2 separate regions of the Homo sapiens genome follow, and region 2 is linked to region 1. Evidence: chromatin contacts called from ENCODE Hi-C or POLR2A ChIA-PET data. All regions are on one chromosome and are shown on one strand. Each heading gives the region's core, a stretch centred on a gene start or an enhancer-like site at or near the end of the contact. The rest is flanking DNA. Distances are from core to core; before and after follow the strand shown. Region 1 overlaps PRDM15 (PR/SET domain 15). Region 2 overlaps ABCG1 (ATP binding cassette subfamily G member 1).

What was found. Hi-C counts contacts between places; a loop is a spot of excess contacts on that map. ChIA-PET counts read pairs that join two places held with the same protein, here RNA polymerase II (POLR2A). Pooled maps may share reads with other maps.
Region 2: a loop to region 1 is called in a pooled map, with 4 times the contacts of the local background. The contact joins two enhancer-like sites. A Hi-C loop is called at or near these places in 2 of 37 single-sample maps with no recorded cell type and 4 of 50 pooled maps. POLR2A ChIA-PET finds 5 or more read pairs at or near these places in 1 of 52 experiments (WTC11).

The regions. Positions count from the first base shown.
Region 1 is chr21:41,830,972-41,837,947 of GRCh38, reverse strand. PRDM15 (PR/SET domain 15) reads left to right here. Exons shown (of 24, transcript NM_001040424.3): 8 at 1-14; 9 at 1,299-1,480; 10 at 1,741-1,835; 11 at 2,424-2,511. Among named protein-coding and RNA genes, the nearest start is that of PRDM15, 45 kb to the left of the region's middle. RefSeq lists enhancers at 977-1,684, 3,500-3,619, 4,400-4,469. Within about 2 kb of position 4,346, at least 5 of the 41 ENCODE cell types and tissues checked have a DNase peak (open chromatin) inside an H3K27ac peak, as active enhancers do.
Region 2 is chr21:42,226,315-42,233,290 of GRCh38, reverse strand. The region is part of intron 2 of ABCG1 (ATP binding cassette subfamily G member 1); the gene reads right to left. Among named protein-coding and RNA genes, the nearest start is that of ABCG1, 11 kb to the right of the region's middle. RefSeq lists enhancers at 4,626-4,875, 5,066-5,115. Within about 2 kb of position 5,055, at least 19 of the 41 ENCODE cell types and tissues checked have a DNase peak (open chromatin) inside an H3K27ac peak, as active enhancers do.

The DNA of each region.
Region 1 (6,976 bases), core at 3,097-5,596:
AGCTCGGTTCCAAAGTAAGTCCTGCCTGGCACCTGGGGCCGTCCTGTGGACAGACAATGCTGGCAGCAGCCAGGCCATTCTGGAGGGAAGGCACCTTCCCAGCAGGAAAGCCCCAGGGAAGGAGATGGAAACAGACCTGCTGAGGAGGCAGCAGGAATGTTCTGGAGCTCAGGAATGTTCTGGAGCTCAGGAGTTTAATGGTGCATCCACTGTGAAAACAGCTTTAGAAAAATGCTTTATTTTGGTTAAATATGCATAAATTTAACCATTTTAACCATGTTTAAGTGCACAATTTAGTGGCATTCAGGATGTTCACACTGTTGGGCAATCATCTCCCCCATCCATCTGTGGAACTTTCCCGTCTTCCCAAGCTGAAACGCTGTCCGCACTAAGCACCCGCTCCAGCCCCCTCCCCCAGCCCCTGGCACCCACCATTCTACTTTCTGTCTCTGTGGATTTGATGACTCTAGAGATGTCTTATAAGTGGAATCAGACAGGATTTGTCCTTATGTGACTGGCTTATTCTACCCCGGCTCATCCATGTGTAGCCTGTGTCAGAATTTCCTTCAACACTGAGTAATATACCATCATGCATATGCCCCATATTTTGTGTTTCCATGCATCCATTGATGGACAGTTGGGTTGCTTCTAGCTTTCGTGACGCTGCTGTGGTAAAATACTTTGCTATTTGAATTTCAGTAAATATAACAGCTTGCCCTGTGTTTTAGTTACGATTCTTGGGTCATTTTTACCATGGAGTTGAGTAAGTTGGTGGTCACTTCTTTTTGGCCCTTTTCGGATCACCTCTTATAGTTGGCAAAAGTAATATCAGAAATGATGTTACCTGTTTATTTATTTATACTTTATCTTATTGCCCAGAAGAGTTCAGGTGGCTTACCATCAAAAATACATTTAACAGGGAAAAGAAGTTTTGAAAATCAGGTTCAGATAATATGTAAAACAGAGAAGAGTTAAGACAGAGTGACAGGAGCAGAAAACAGGTGTGGTTATTCTAATTGAGGCACAAATTGACCTCCAGGCTTTCTGGTGGCCAGAGTTAGAACAGAGTCAGGTGTGTGGCTGTTGCAGCTAAAGCTGCCTAATGTCATTATATATTCAAGGTGTCCCTTTCAGATGCCCTGGAAGCTGGGAGTGACGCCCGGGCGCATTCCCTCCTTTCTCGCATACAGGCTCGGGATTAGCTGGGAAGTTTTGGAAGGAGGCCGTTTTCATGCTGCTTGTAACCTGGAACTTTTTTCCCACCTGTCTTTTCCCAACTTATTGACGTCCCTGGGCAGGTTCACCCATCATCAGAATAACACCATCACGCTCAAGAGGAGCTTAATTCTCTCAAGCAGACACGGCATCCGGCGCAAGCTCATCAAACAGCTCGGGGAGCACAAGCGGGTTTACCAGTGCAATATCTGCAGCAAGATCTTCCAGAACAGCAGCAACCTGAGCAGGCACGTGCGCTCGCATGGTGAGTCCGCGAGGCCCGGCTGGCGCCCGGGGCCAGGGCCAGGACTGGGGCTGGGGGTGGGAGGACAGCACGGAGTCTCCCCTCCTTGGGTCGTCTCCCACGAGCTGCGCCAGTGAGAGGCTGCATTTGTGGGCGATCATCTCTGCAGCTCCTTCGCATGGTGGGAGCGAGGCGGCTTGTGGGGCATTTCCCCGGTGGGCATGCTTCTCTCGGTAAATGCTCTAAGTAGTGAATGAGCTCTCTGTTGGTTGGTTCCTCAGGTGACAAGCTGTTTAAGTGCGAAGAGTGTGCAAAATTGTTCAGCCGCAAAGAGAGCCTAAAGCAGCACGTTTCCTACAAGCACAGCAGGAACGAGGTGGGTGGAAACAAGCCCAGGGTTCTCTTCCCAGTTGTGTGGACAACACAGACAACTGACCAAATCACCATGTTGTAATGAGAAGAAAGAATCCCAGGAGGGAGGAGAGTGGGCGGGGGCTGTGGGGGAGGGAGGAGAGTGGGCGGGGGCTGTGGGGGAGGGAGGAGAGCGGCCAAACCCTGTGGGGGAGGGAGGAGAGTGGGCGAGGGCTGTGGGTGCCCAGGTGTCCCTGAGAAGGGAGAGTCCCAGGAGGGATGAGAGCGGGTGAAGGCTGTGGGTGTCCTGGCGTCCCTGGGCCACCTGTCAGCCCCTCGTCCTGGTCAGATGCCCACAAGCGCAGCAGGAAGAGTCAGGAGAATGGGGGTGTTTGGTGCTTGGAGTGGGGCTCCCTGAGTGTGGAGTTCCCTTTCTAGGGCAGGTGAACAGCAAGAGCAAACATCCTTTGTGTTCCTAAATAGAGCGGGAGGGTGGTGGAGGTCAGAGTCATAACAGACACAGGCGTGGAGTCGCCCGGGCAGCACGTCGGGGGCTCGGCATCTGTGGACTCTGCGCTGGGCCATCTCACTCACGGCGTGTCCCTCTGACCAGGTGGACGGCGAGTACAGGTACCGCTGCGGCACTTGTGAGAAGACCTTCCGCATCGAGAGCGCGCTGGAGTTCCACAACTGCAGGACAGGTGAGGGCGCCGGTCACGTCTCCCCTCGGCCGCTGTGCGGTACGGATTCTAGATACGCCGCGGAGACCGTGGAACTTTAGGCCAAAGTAAAGATTGTTTTCATGAATAGACAGCCTCACTTTTAACATTTCCCTCTGTCCATTTTGCTTCAAAGCAGTTGTTACCCTAAAGATACACAGATGGAAACTTTCCAGTAAAAAGGGATTGATTTTCTTCCTGCATTTGTCAGCCGAGCTGCGTATGGCCCCACACTGAGAGCATTGTAAAGCCGGGGTCCGTTCTGGCTAAAAACAGGGAGCAGCAGTGTCCAATGTTTTCTAGGGCCGTCTGAGGAAGAAAGGAAAAGATCAGGATAATGGCTGGAGGAGTGTGAGCGCTCCTCGCTTGCTTGCAAAGGTTGTTCCTAACCGCGAGCCCTCCTCCATCCACATCTCCTGCGGCGTCCAGGGTGGAACGGGGTTGCCCCTGCACGCATTCTTTTTGTTCTGAGCCTGCTTGTGTGCACCAGCTTCCAAAAATAAAGCATTTTCCTTGTGTGAGGCCTGAAGCCGGGTGTGCCTGGACCAGCCTGTAGTGGAGAGGTGGCCTCTTCGGGCCTGGGGGGCGTCTGAGGCCCCTGTCTCTCTGGCCGAATTTGCTGCTGGCAAGTAAACAGACCAAAGGAAAGCCAAGGCCGTCCTGCCGGCTGCGCTTCTCCACGTGGCCCGAGGACGCCCCTGTATTCTGCAGTGATGACGTGCACCCTCTGGGATGTGGGAGTCACACCTTCCCCATTCCCAGTGGTGGGTGGCACTGGAGGCCCAAGCAGTGGGGGTCCCCAGCGGGGCACAGAGGGGTGAGTCACTGTTGCCTTTGTGTCCCCCTCTCTCTAGGACTCATAGCACACCCTGGAGAGGGGGGGCCCGGCGGCAGTCGGCTTAGAGACCTACCAGGTTAGCCTTCGACGCCCACCCCGTCCTTGTCCGCCTGCTCTGTGTCTGTCACTTGCATCTCTGTGTTGTTCTTGTTAAGGTGCCACCCGCCCCTGTGTTGAGAACAGGGCACCTGCAGCAGCGGACTCCCAGGGGCTCTGACCAGGGCTGTCGCACATGGGCCATGTGAGAGGCCCTGCTCCCTTGCCGTAGCTGCTGGGCGCGGGGGGCCCTTGGTGGGGTTGGCTAGTTCTACTCTGAGGGCTCCTATTTGAAACCAGGGTTTGGTTCTTCCTCCCTGATGCCTTCTTCCTGGGGTTGGACTGTTCTGAGGGGCAGGAATGAGTCATGTTTTGCCTAAGCTTTAGCAGCTCTGAAGGATCCATGTCTGGCATGAGGTGGCCTCCAGAAGCTTCTGGATGAATTTCCAGTGTGCCGCACCTCCTGCATTTTAAGCCCTCCTATCACAAGAATTCCCAAGAAACCTGGGGCACAGTCCCCTGAAGACTTCCACTTAACGCAGCCCCGGCCAGACAGATGAACCTTCATCTTGTTTGCGAACCTCCCCTTGGGGTCCCCGCAGTCCTGCAGGAGTGTAGCAGGCGAGGGTTTCGGGGTTCCCAAGAGTGATGCTACCAGCTAAGGCGCTCTGGTGAGGCAGACTCAAGGTTGAGGAAGAGGCATTGCCCTCTGATATTTTCAACTATTTCTCTGGACCCAAATAAAACAAAGTACTAGAAGCGGCTAAGGCAGCAGCAGCTTCCTGTCAGCCAGAGGTGCTGTTAGGCCAGGTGCTGGCCTTTGTTAGTCACCTAGAACCCGCAGAGCGCCAGGGACCTGCATCGCACCACCTCTTCCCCTGAGATGTTCTAGTTTCAAAGGTTACCCGTTTTAGACTGAACAGAAAGGATAAAAACCTTGAAATGGAGCTTGTTTGCATAATATATGATTTGCATGCTCTTATACTTATTTATAGTATTGAAGTTAAGAGAATGTGTATCTTCCTTAGACAATTAAACCAAGAATTTGTACCAAGAATTAAACCAAGAATGTGGGAGTCACGCCTTCCCCATTCCCAGTGGTGGGTGGCACTGGAGGCCCAAGCAGTGGGGGTCCCCAGCGGGGCACAGAGGGATGGGTCACTGTTGCCTTTGTGTCACCCTCTCTCGAGGACTCATAGCACACCCTGGAGAGGGGTGTGGGGGGCAGTTTTAAAATGTTACAGTCTTGTGGGTTTTTCTGAAGCTCCCTCCATGGGACCTGTTGTGGTGCCTGTCCCTTGTGGTGTGACCAGGTGCTGGTGTAACTCATCTTCGTGTTCCTTGTGCTGTGTCTGACCATAAGTACTGTGCTACGGAATAGCAAAGGCTCACGTCCAGGCCCTCAGGCAAAATGCGGCCCACCAGCCTCCCCCAATAATCCCCTCTCCATCCCCAGGTGCCCTGCACCCCTCTCCCTTCGTCAGACCCCAGTAGGCAGCTGTTCTCAGTGGCTCATTTATTCAGACATAAACCTAGATCCCCTCGGCGCAGGGTTATTGGAGGGAGAAGCATTGTTGGGACCCAGTGCCCCTGTGGGTTCCTGAACTGGCAGTGAGTGGGTGGCTGCGGGAGAAGCCACCCTCGGCTTGGCAGAGTTGTCCGGGACAGCTGGGGAGTGGCCTGAAGTAGGTTCTCTTTCCATGGTCACGAGGGGCTTGTGAGGGAGAAAGCTGAAGCTCTTGGCAGCACCATTGCCTTCCACGGGGCGGCAGGACTAGTGGAGCCACCTGCCCAGGAGGGGGTGCTCATGGGTGCTGATTTGCACCTGCCTGGGAGGGGGGCTCACTTGTATTGGTTGGTACCTGCCTGGGAAGGAGGCTCACCTGTGCTCTTTAGCACCTGCCCGGGAGGGAGGCTCACCTGTGCTCTTTAGTGCCTGGCTGGGAGGGAGGCTCACCTATGCTGTTCAGGAGGCCCAGGTTGAGGGGAGTGTGGCAATCCAATGCCACAGCACTGTAAAGGTGTGGCCTATGGTGATCCGTTGCCACAGCACTGTAAAGGTGTGGCCTGTGGTGATCTGATGCCACAGTGCTGTAAGGTGTGGCCTGTGGTGATCCGATGCCACAGCGCTGTAAGGTGTGGCCTCTGGTGATCTGATGCCACAGTGCTGTAAAGGTGTGGCCTGTGGTGATCCGATGCCACAGTGCTGTAAGGTGTGGCCTGTGGCAATCTGATGCCACAGCGCTGTAAGGTGTGGCCTTTCACAAAGCGCTTGGCTCTAGTGGTCCCATTCCTAAGAATTCATGATAAAGAGATTTGACAGAAGAAAAAAATCTGCATTACTAAAGATTCCATCACTAAATTATCTACAGTGTCAAAAATAGCAAAGTGAGTTTTGAGAAGTGAGCTGGATGGAATATCACGTAGCCATTAAAGTGATCATGAAAACGTCCAGCACTGTAAACACGCACGCCTCAGACGCAGTGTGTGAAGGACACATACCATGCGGTCGTGTGGATCCGGACAGAGCCCATCAAATCTTAAGCCAAAACGAAACTGAGGGCAGTGGCTGTATGGATAATGTTTCACTTTATAGAAGGAAGGCAAGCAGTATGTTAGGCTGGGACTCAGCGTAGCATCTGTCACGGTGCTCCTCTTATGGCCCAGGTGAGGCTGGCTCTGGGCTGAGGTCACGCTGCAGGTGGGGTGGGATGTGGGCAGAGAAGCCTCGCACAGGGCCACCTCTACTGTGTTCAGCCCTGGCAGAGGCCACCTCCCACTGTCCTGCCGTGGTTGGAGCTGTGGGAGGGGACTGTCCCCTCCCAGCGCTTCCCCTGTCCTGAGGGTGGCACCCATGGGGCATAGATTTCCCCACTGCTGTCTCCTGTCTTCGCTGTCGGCCATGCCTTGTCCATTCCCAGCTGGGAGGAGTTGAGAGCGCCTGGCTCTCCCGGGGGAGGTTGTCTGCTTCCCTCACCCCCAACCTGGGCTGCACATTGGGATCACCTGAGTGAGGCCAGACACATGCGGAGGCCCAAGGCCCACCCCAGAGAGTCTCATTTTGTGAGCCCTGGCCAGTGAATCTCTACCTGGCGGGGGTGGAGAGTGGAGGGCGTTTGCCCCAAGGGACGCTGTCGGCAATGTCTGCAGACACCTTGGTGGGGAGGGGTGCTCCTGGCACCTACTGGGTGGAAGCCCGGTATCTGCTCAGCATCCCACGGTGCACAGGGTGGCCCACAACAAAGGATCTGGCCCAAAACGCTGAGGCAGGGAAACCCTAGACAGGGGGACCCTGAGACACTCTGTGGCGGCTCCCTCGGGCAGCAGAGAGGGACAGGCGCAGGGCGGCTGCTTTGCACAAATGGCAGCTTTCAGTGCAGTTTTGGGGATTTGTATATTTGGCAAACACTGAGCCTGGGAGCTGGTCCATGGGTGAGAGCCCAGGGGCCCAGAAGTGCAGTCTGCTCTGGTGCCCCGCTCCTGGGTCACCCAGCTGTCATGTCCTCCCACGTTGGCGACACAGGGAGGAGAATGCAGCTCTGCTGGGCCCCGGGGTCGCCGTCAACTGGTGAG
Region 2 (6,976 bases), core at 3,806-6,305, 390 kb before region 1:
TCAGCTGGATGTAATCACAGCCCTGAAGTCACCCTGGTGTGTCTTACTTTTGACACCAAATGCCATTTACCCCACAGAGCACGGAGGTGACAAACAGCACACAGCTGACAAAGTGGGAAGTGAAACTCTTGGCTGCAGGTCAGACTGGATCCCTGCAGGCCCACCCGCCACCACTCATGACTGAAAACCCATCTTTTTGCGTTTTTTCACAATGTGAGCAAAAACAGTCGGCACTGGGTACATTGTATTTGAGAGTAAGTTTCCTATGCAGGTGTTGGAACTTCATCAACTGAGTTTGATGAATGCACCTCCATGACAAATCCCTAGTTTTACGGTTTAGTCCTTCAGGATATATTTAATCTGACCCACATGGTTTTCTTTGTTCATAGCTAATCTGTTGATTCTAGAACTGAACTCAGAAAGAGCAGGTGTATGGTTACTAAACATTTTTCTTCCTGCCAATTTATAAACAAAAGAAACGGTGTCATGTTCAGCAAAATGTCACCTTTGGTGATTTCTTGGACTGGTGGATTAGGTTCTGGTTTATAGGGAGGGCCTCCATTTGAGAACGTGAACTTTTCAAGATACAAGCCTATTCAAGGCAGTAGAGGAAGGCAGGGGGGCACCCACCATGCAGGTGAAAACGATTGTGGTAAGAACATCCTCCAGCAGTTAAACAGTGACACCAACCCCCACGGAGCAGAGCACAGTCCTACAGAGTTGCACTGAAGGGGCCAGATGGTTCAAGAACAGGAGCACTCTCTGGGAAAATGACAAAGTATTAACATGTCCAAATAAAGAACCTGCCAATCTGAGGGTGGCAAAGAGAAAAGCAGACCCCAAGGCCAATGTTGGCAGAGCCATCTGAGCCTTGTCCAGGGAGGCTGCCACCGCTAACAACGCCACACTAAGGAGTCACACACCCAGATCCCAGGCCCAAGCTGGTGAGGGTTTGGTTTCCCTTGCAACGTGCTCACAGGGAGAAAATGTGCTGGCTGGAGGGGAGCATCTAGACCCCTTGGATATGAAGCCTGTCCAAGAAAGTAGCAAACCCCTTTGGTCTTGCACATGGCGGCTAAACATTCAACTCTCATGAATCTGCTGTGAGAGTTGGTCCATTCTCAAAATTTTTTCAAAGCCTCTTTGGGGCCCTGTAAGGCAGAGGGGTCAGAACTGTTCCAGAAGACCTCATCACCAAAGGAGTGCTACCCCTCAGGGCCTGAGTGGTAGCCCACCCACCTGGGGGCCACTGAGAACCTAGGAACTGGCCCCAGCGGGGAAGAGAAGGGTTCTCCAGTCCTCTGAATTCTCCAAGGCAGACTCTTTGTCAATGCCCCAGCCTCAAGCAAGCCATCCCTGCAAGTGGCCTGGGGCCACGACACTGCACCAGGGGTCAGCTGTCACCTCCATTAAAGGCAAAGGACTAAAAGAAATGTCCTGTGGGCCCACAAGAAAGCCCACTTTAGCACAACAGCCTCAAAGAAGCACAAAAGTAACTCACTTATGCTAGGGAACTATCCATCCCCCTTCAGCCTGAGCATCTGCCCCTCTCAAAACCCCTAGCCACAGGATCTCCACACTCTGCCTTTAACCGGGCTGCCTCCCCTCCCTGTTCTAGCAGGTTGGATCAAGTCACTAGCACTTGGTTGGAATCCAGTCTTCCCTTAATGGAATTCCTGAAAGGATTTATTCATGATGCCTTCCATGCACTTTAGCTGGCCTGTCATTACAGGCCTTGTGAAATGGCTATAGAAATTAAGAGAAAGCAACCCCGAATTTGAGAAAGGTGTCCAAATGCATTTTTATAGCGTAGAAGCAAACCAATACAGATAATCTGACTTGGCGCTGCCCGGAATATTTAACCCCTTCCTGGTTTTTGGCAAGGATGAGCCTGGAGGGTTGGGTTTCAAAGAAGGAGGCGACATTCCATTCCATCAGAGCGTCACCATGTGGAGGCCACGGCCTGACTGCAGATAGGAAAGAAAACGCTCTAAAGCCCCAGATATGACTACATTTGTTCTCAACCTGAACTTCGCCTCAAGGTAATCTTGGGAGGTAAATTTGATTTCTGAGAATCGCTTCACCTGTTGGAGAGAAAGCACGCCATGCACATCAGCCTCCCCTTCCTGGTGAGAAGAGGGAAGCTGGAGCCTCTCCAGAGGGACAGGAAATCCCTATAAATGGCCAATGGCCGCTGACATCCAAGCAGGCCAATTAAAAGGAAAATACATCAGTTTACAGCCAAGGCAACCCCACACCATTTCATAACACGGGGCTAGGCACAGCTGTGCCTTGGTGGTCCAGTCCTGTGCCCACGTCAGAGCTAAGCACTTGCTACGCTCCTTTTTGGCCTGAAATCCCACAGACCTGGTTCTGAGTTCCTTCCTCCCCACTCCTATGACCTTGGTCACGTCTCTGAGCCTCATGTCACAGGTTTCCACAGGAAGAATGTGCAGATCCTTCCTGAATCGGCCCCATGAGCCAAATGGATTGAAGAACGGCTATCATTCAGTCAACTACGCGTGGGAACCGCCGGGATCTCCTGGGGGATGGGCAGTGTACGAGTACCCAAGCATTCCATTTGTTCACTGTGGCCAATCACGCCCTAATAAAATGAGACCCTTGTGTGAATGGGCTCTGAAAGCAGCTTACGATAAAATCTGCTCATCCCCATCATCTTTACCTAAGAAGAATTTTATTCTGTGAACTTACTCTTAACCACATTCCTAAATGTTCTCAACATAGTGTCTACTCTGTAGGAAGAAAAGGCTGCTTTCAAAAGAGTCACACCTAAGGGTGAGGAGGAACAAATAAACCAGATCACTCTGATCTGTCCCCAGCGCAGTTTGTGTGACAGCACCAAAGCTGATATTGTTCCGAGCCATTTGTCCCATCAACACAAGCTACGTGAGTGAATTCCTTGAGGGAGAGTAATTACTGTATCTGAGGCCGGGGAAATTATCCTTGGGGTGTACTCCTCTCTCCTGAGAATAGTTCCTCTCACAATTATGTTTTCTGCTAGGAATCTATTATATGATCTAGTTTTCCCTCCAAAGACATCATTAGTCATATGGTGAAAATGTAACTACAATTGAAAATACAAGATGTTTTGTTAAAATGCCATATTCAACGCTTAGTAACTGTCAAGCTCAAAAGTTTTACAGAATCAGTGCCTGGCATCTCTTCTTAAAAATGCCGCTACTGTTTCCCGCATCGCCTTTCTTGTAAGGATTGTGAAGTTCTCCTTCTTTAAAATAATTACGTAGGACTTCATAAAGTTATTCTGGTCACAATGCTCAGCTTTGCTAGGGCGTTGTATGTTGCGTTTGTATCGCAGCACCATGTTTTGGGGGAAATCATGTGAGAAAAAGTCTTTCCTGGAAACAACCGGAGTGGTCCAGTGTCTTTGTAATGGGAAGGAACTTGGAGTCAGAATAGCTGGGTCCTAGCCCTGGCTCTGCCTTTGAGTGAATCAGCTCTGCGCCCGAGCTCCTGTTTCCTTTGCCCTACTGTGAACCATGGGACCAGGCACTTTCTTTCTTTCTTTCTTTTGTTTTTGTGTTTTTTTTTTGAGACAGAGTCTCACACTGTCACCTGGGCTGGAGTACAATGGTACGATCCCGACTCACTGCAACCTCTGCCTCCTGGATTCAAGCAATTCTCCTGCTTCAGCCTCCCGAGTAGCTGGGATTACAGGCACTCGCCACCACGCTTGGCTATTTTTTTTGTATTTCTACTAGAGACAGGGTTTCACTATGTTGGCCAGGCTGGTCTCGAACTCCTGACCTCGTGATCCACCTGCCTCAGCCTCCCAAAGTGCTGGGATTACAGGCGTGAGCCACTGTGCCCGGCCAGAACCAGGCACTTTCAAAACTGCTTCACTTCTTACCTTCGGAGACACCTCCCCAGCAATGCCAGGACATCCAGCCTCCGCGTGATCATTACAATTAGCTCAATGCATCAAACTGAATTTTTAAAAGTTGAAAACAATGGACTTGATACAGACAGCAAAATGAATATACTGAGAGCAGTCAGAGAAGTAGCCCCTGACCCAACGTCACACTTGGAGTCGCACAGAGATGATGCCAAATACAAACTCCGCCACTGTGAGAAGAGAGAAATGCAGAGTGAGGCTGGGCTCTGACTTCTCAGCCTAACCTAATCATGGCTGGGGACTGAGACCACCGCCAGCAATTGGAGGGACAAAAGCAGGAGCAGGAGGAACCCATGCATGGGAGGGGCAAAAGAGGCCGACTTGGTGGACCAGCAGGCGCAGAGGCGGACCAGGAGGGTGGCGACCCGTGTGGGTGAGGTCCAGTGGGATGCAGCTCCTCCTGCAGCCCCAACACAAGATCCGCATTTAATGCGCACTGTTATTGATTGTCCTGGCTTTTGGTTGGGGAAATATGGTACCCAAGTTTGGAGCCAACTGGACGCAGCACCCAAGAACAGGCTGGTGTTGGGACAACAGTGGGCACAGAGAGGGCTTCTGCAGCTAGCACCCTTTGGCAGGAAAAACTCTTCAGCAGTGGCAACTGAACCACCAACAGCAGGAAATCCTGTGGGCACCAGAGCCTCCAGGAAGAGCTCTGCTTCCCTGCTGGCTACATGGACCCTGGCACCCCATAAGGCCCTGTGCTAGACAAGGCATGGCCACTGTGTCGGAGTGCACAGAGCTAGAAATTGCTGTCCTCATCCCAGCCCTGCCCCTTTCAAGCCCAGGAGCATGGGCAAGTCCCTTAACCACCTTTGTCTCAGTTTCCTTTCTATTCTGTGTGCTGGAGTGATAAACCATCTAGACTCTGAATTGTAGGCACCAGGAACAAAGGAAAGGATGGGGCAGGCAGGGGAGGAGGAGCAGGGAGAGGGAAGACAGACGCAGGTGCTGCTGTGGCTGGGGAGGGCAGTGGGTAGGAAGCCAGACAGCAAAACTACCCTTGGCCCCTGCAGAAACCAGCAGCTGGAACACAGCAGACATATCCTGTCTGTCAACCCCTCTGGCTCCACCCATTTCTGAGTCATGGGCAGGTCCCTCGGCGGCCCATTGCAGGCTCTTCCCCTGCCTGAGCACACAAGGTTACTGTAGGGCAAGTCTCTATCTGGTGGCCACCCCGCCCGGGCTGCGCTCCTAAGAATGGACAGTTGGGGCTCCTCCCTCACTACAAGCCATTACCAGCTGGCTAACTGTGATGATTCATGTGATCAGTTTAAACACTTAGAGAATATAGGGGTGACAAGTCACATACTGGGTGATGTGGTTTGGCTCTGTGTCCCCACCCAAATCTCATCTTGAATTGTAATCCCCACGTGTCAAGGGAGGGACTGGGCGAGAGGTGTGATTGGATCCTGGGGGCGGTTCCCTCATGCTGTTCTCATGATAGTGAGGGAGTTCTCATGAGATCTAATGTTCTAAATGTGTGTGGGTTCTTTTATGCTCTCTCTCTCTCTCTCCCCTCACCCCATGCCACCATGTAAGACATGCCTTGCTTCCCCTTCACCTTCTGCCATGATTGTAAGTTTCCTGAGCCCTCCCCAACCATGCCAAACTGTGAGCCAATTAAACCTCTTTCCTTTAAAAATGACCCAGTCTCAGGTAGTTCTTTATAGCAGTGTGAAAATGGACAAACACACTGGGTAGGGGAGCGATACTCACTGCTTGCAAACACTGGCTACACCTGTGTGCCAGGCTTATGCCAAGACATTTCAAACCCAGATGCCACCAGGTTTCAGATGTCTTCATTTCTGCATTACAACCCATCTTCATTTTACAAGACACCTTTCCCAGCATTTTCTACTGTCATGACAACATTTCCAAGGCCACACATAACAGACGGACAGGAATCGCTCTATGTTGCTCACTGCTTTGCCATAATTTGTCTATATAGACAAACGACGCCAAAACATGACGCGGTGTCCTGGTTTCTTGATACATTTTTCTATAAAATATTTCTTTAAGTTGAGAAGGAGAATTCTAGAACCCTATGTTGAAATTTCAACATGATCAAAGGAGTGGGCCCACATCTGAGCCTGCCACAGAGCTGCTTTCTTAACAGAACAGGCTGGTATGCTCTGAAAATGCAAGTATCACATCACAGTGCTATACTGTTGTCTGTTGAGAAGGTACTGAATCTGTTTCTGCTTGTGCAAACACAGACATACAGTTACCCAGCCACCAACTGGGCTTGCAGATCCCAGGGACCAGTCTTTCAAAGCTCTAAAATTGTGATTACAATGAAGATGGGACTGCCCATGCTAAGGGTCTCAAAGACTTAGCTTCAAGAGGGTAGAAAAACAAAAAGAAGATAATAGGGAAAAGAAGAAAGACAACTGAAAATTTAAAACGTGAGTCTTGATTGGTCTTCTTCAAAATGAAAGAAGGGCTGAATCCAGTTTTAAGTTCAAAGTCCTAAAATATTAGCATATTCCAGGGGTACCTGAGTCATTTGTATTGTTCCAAAGTCCTCCCAGATTTTCAAATTGCTTTCCATGATTCAGTAGAAACTAGGGACCATGGTTTCTTGATGAAGTCTGACACGTCCTCTGCCTATCAGCTCCCCCAACCCACCTGTCTGATCCACTTAGGAGCAGACAATGAGTGCTTGGAGCATAAGGAGATGAAGGATAAATTCCACAGAAGAAACAGATCAGGCTTGAAAAAAACACACCAACCCAGGGCGGCATTAACTCCACAAACTGTGAAACTCTAGAGCTAGGGAAGGTTGCTGAGAAAACTCAAACTACCACTCATCAATTTCCTGTAACATGCAACAAGCTAGTGGCAAACTCCTGCACTGTGTGGCGTTCCAGACACCTCCTGAGCTCTATCCTCTCTGTTTTTTCTATTTTTATGTATCAGCTCTTTTCAACAGTTTAGTTTTCTTTCTAGCCTACCACAACCACCCACAAAAGAATCCTTTCAAGATGGGTCTCTGGAGAGGTCAGTCTAGGTCACTGGCCACTTTTTAACACTTCACGC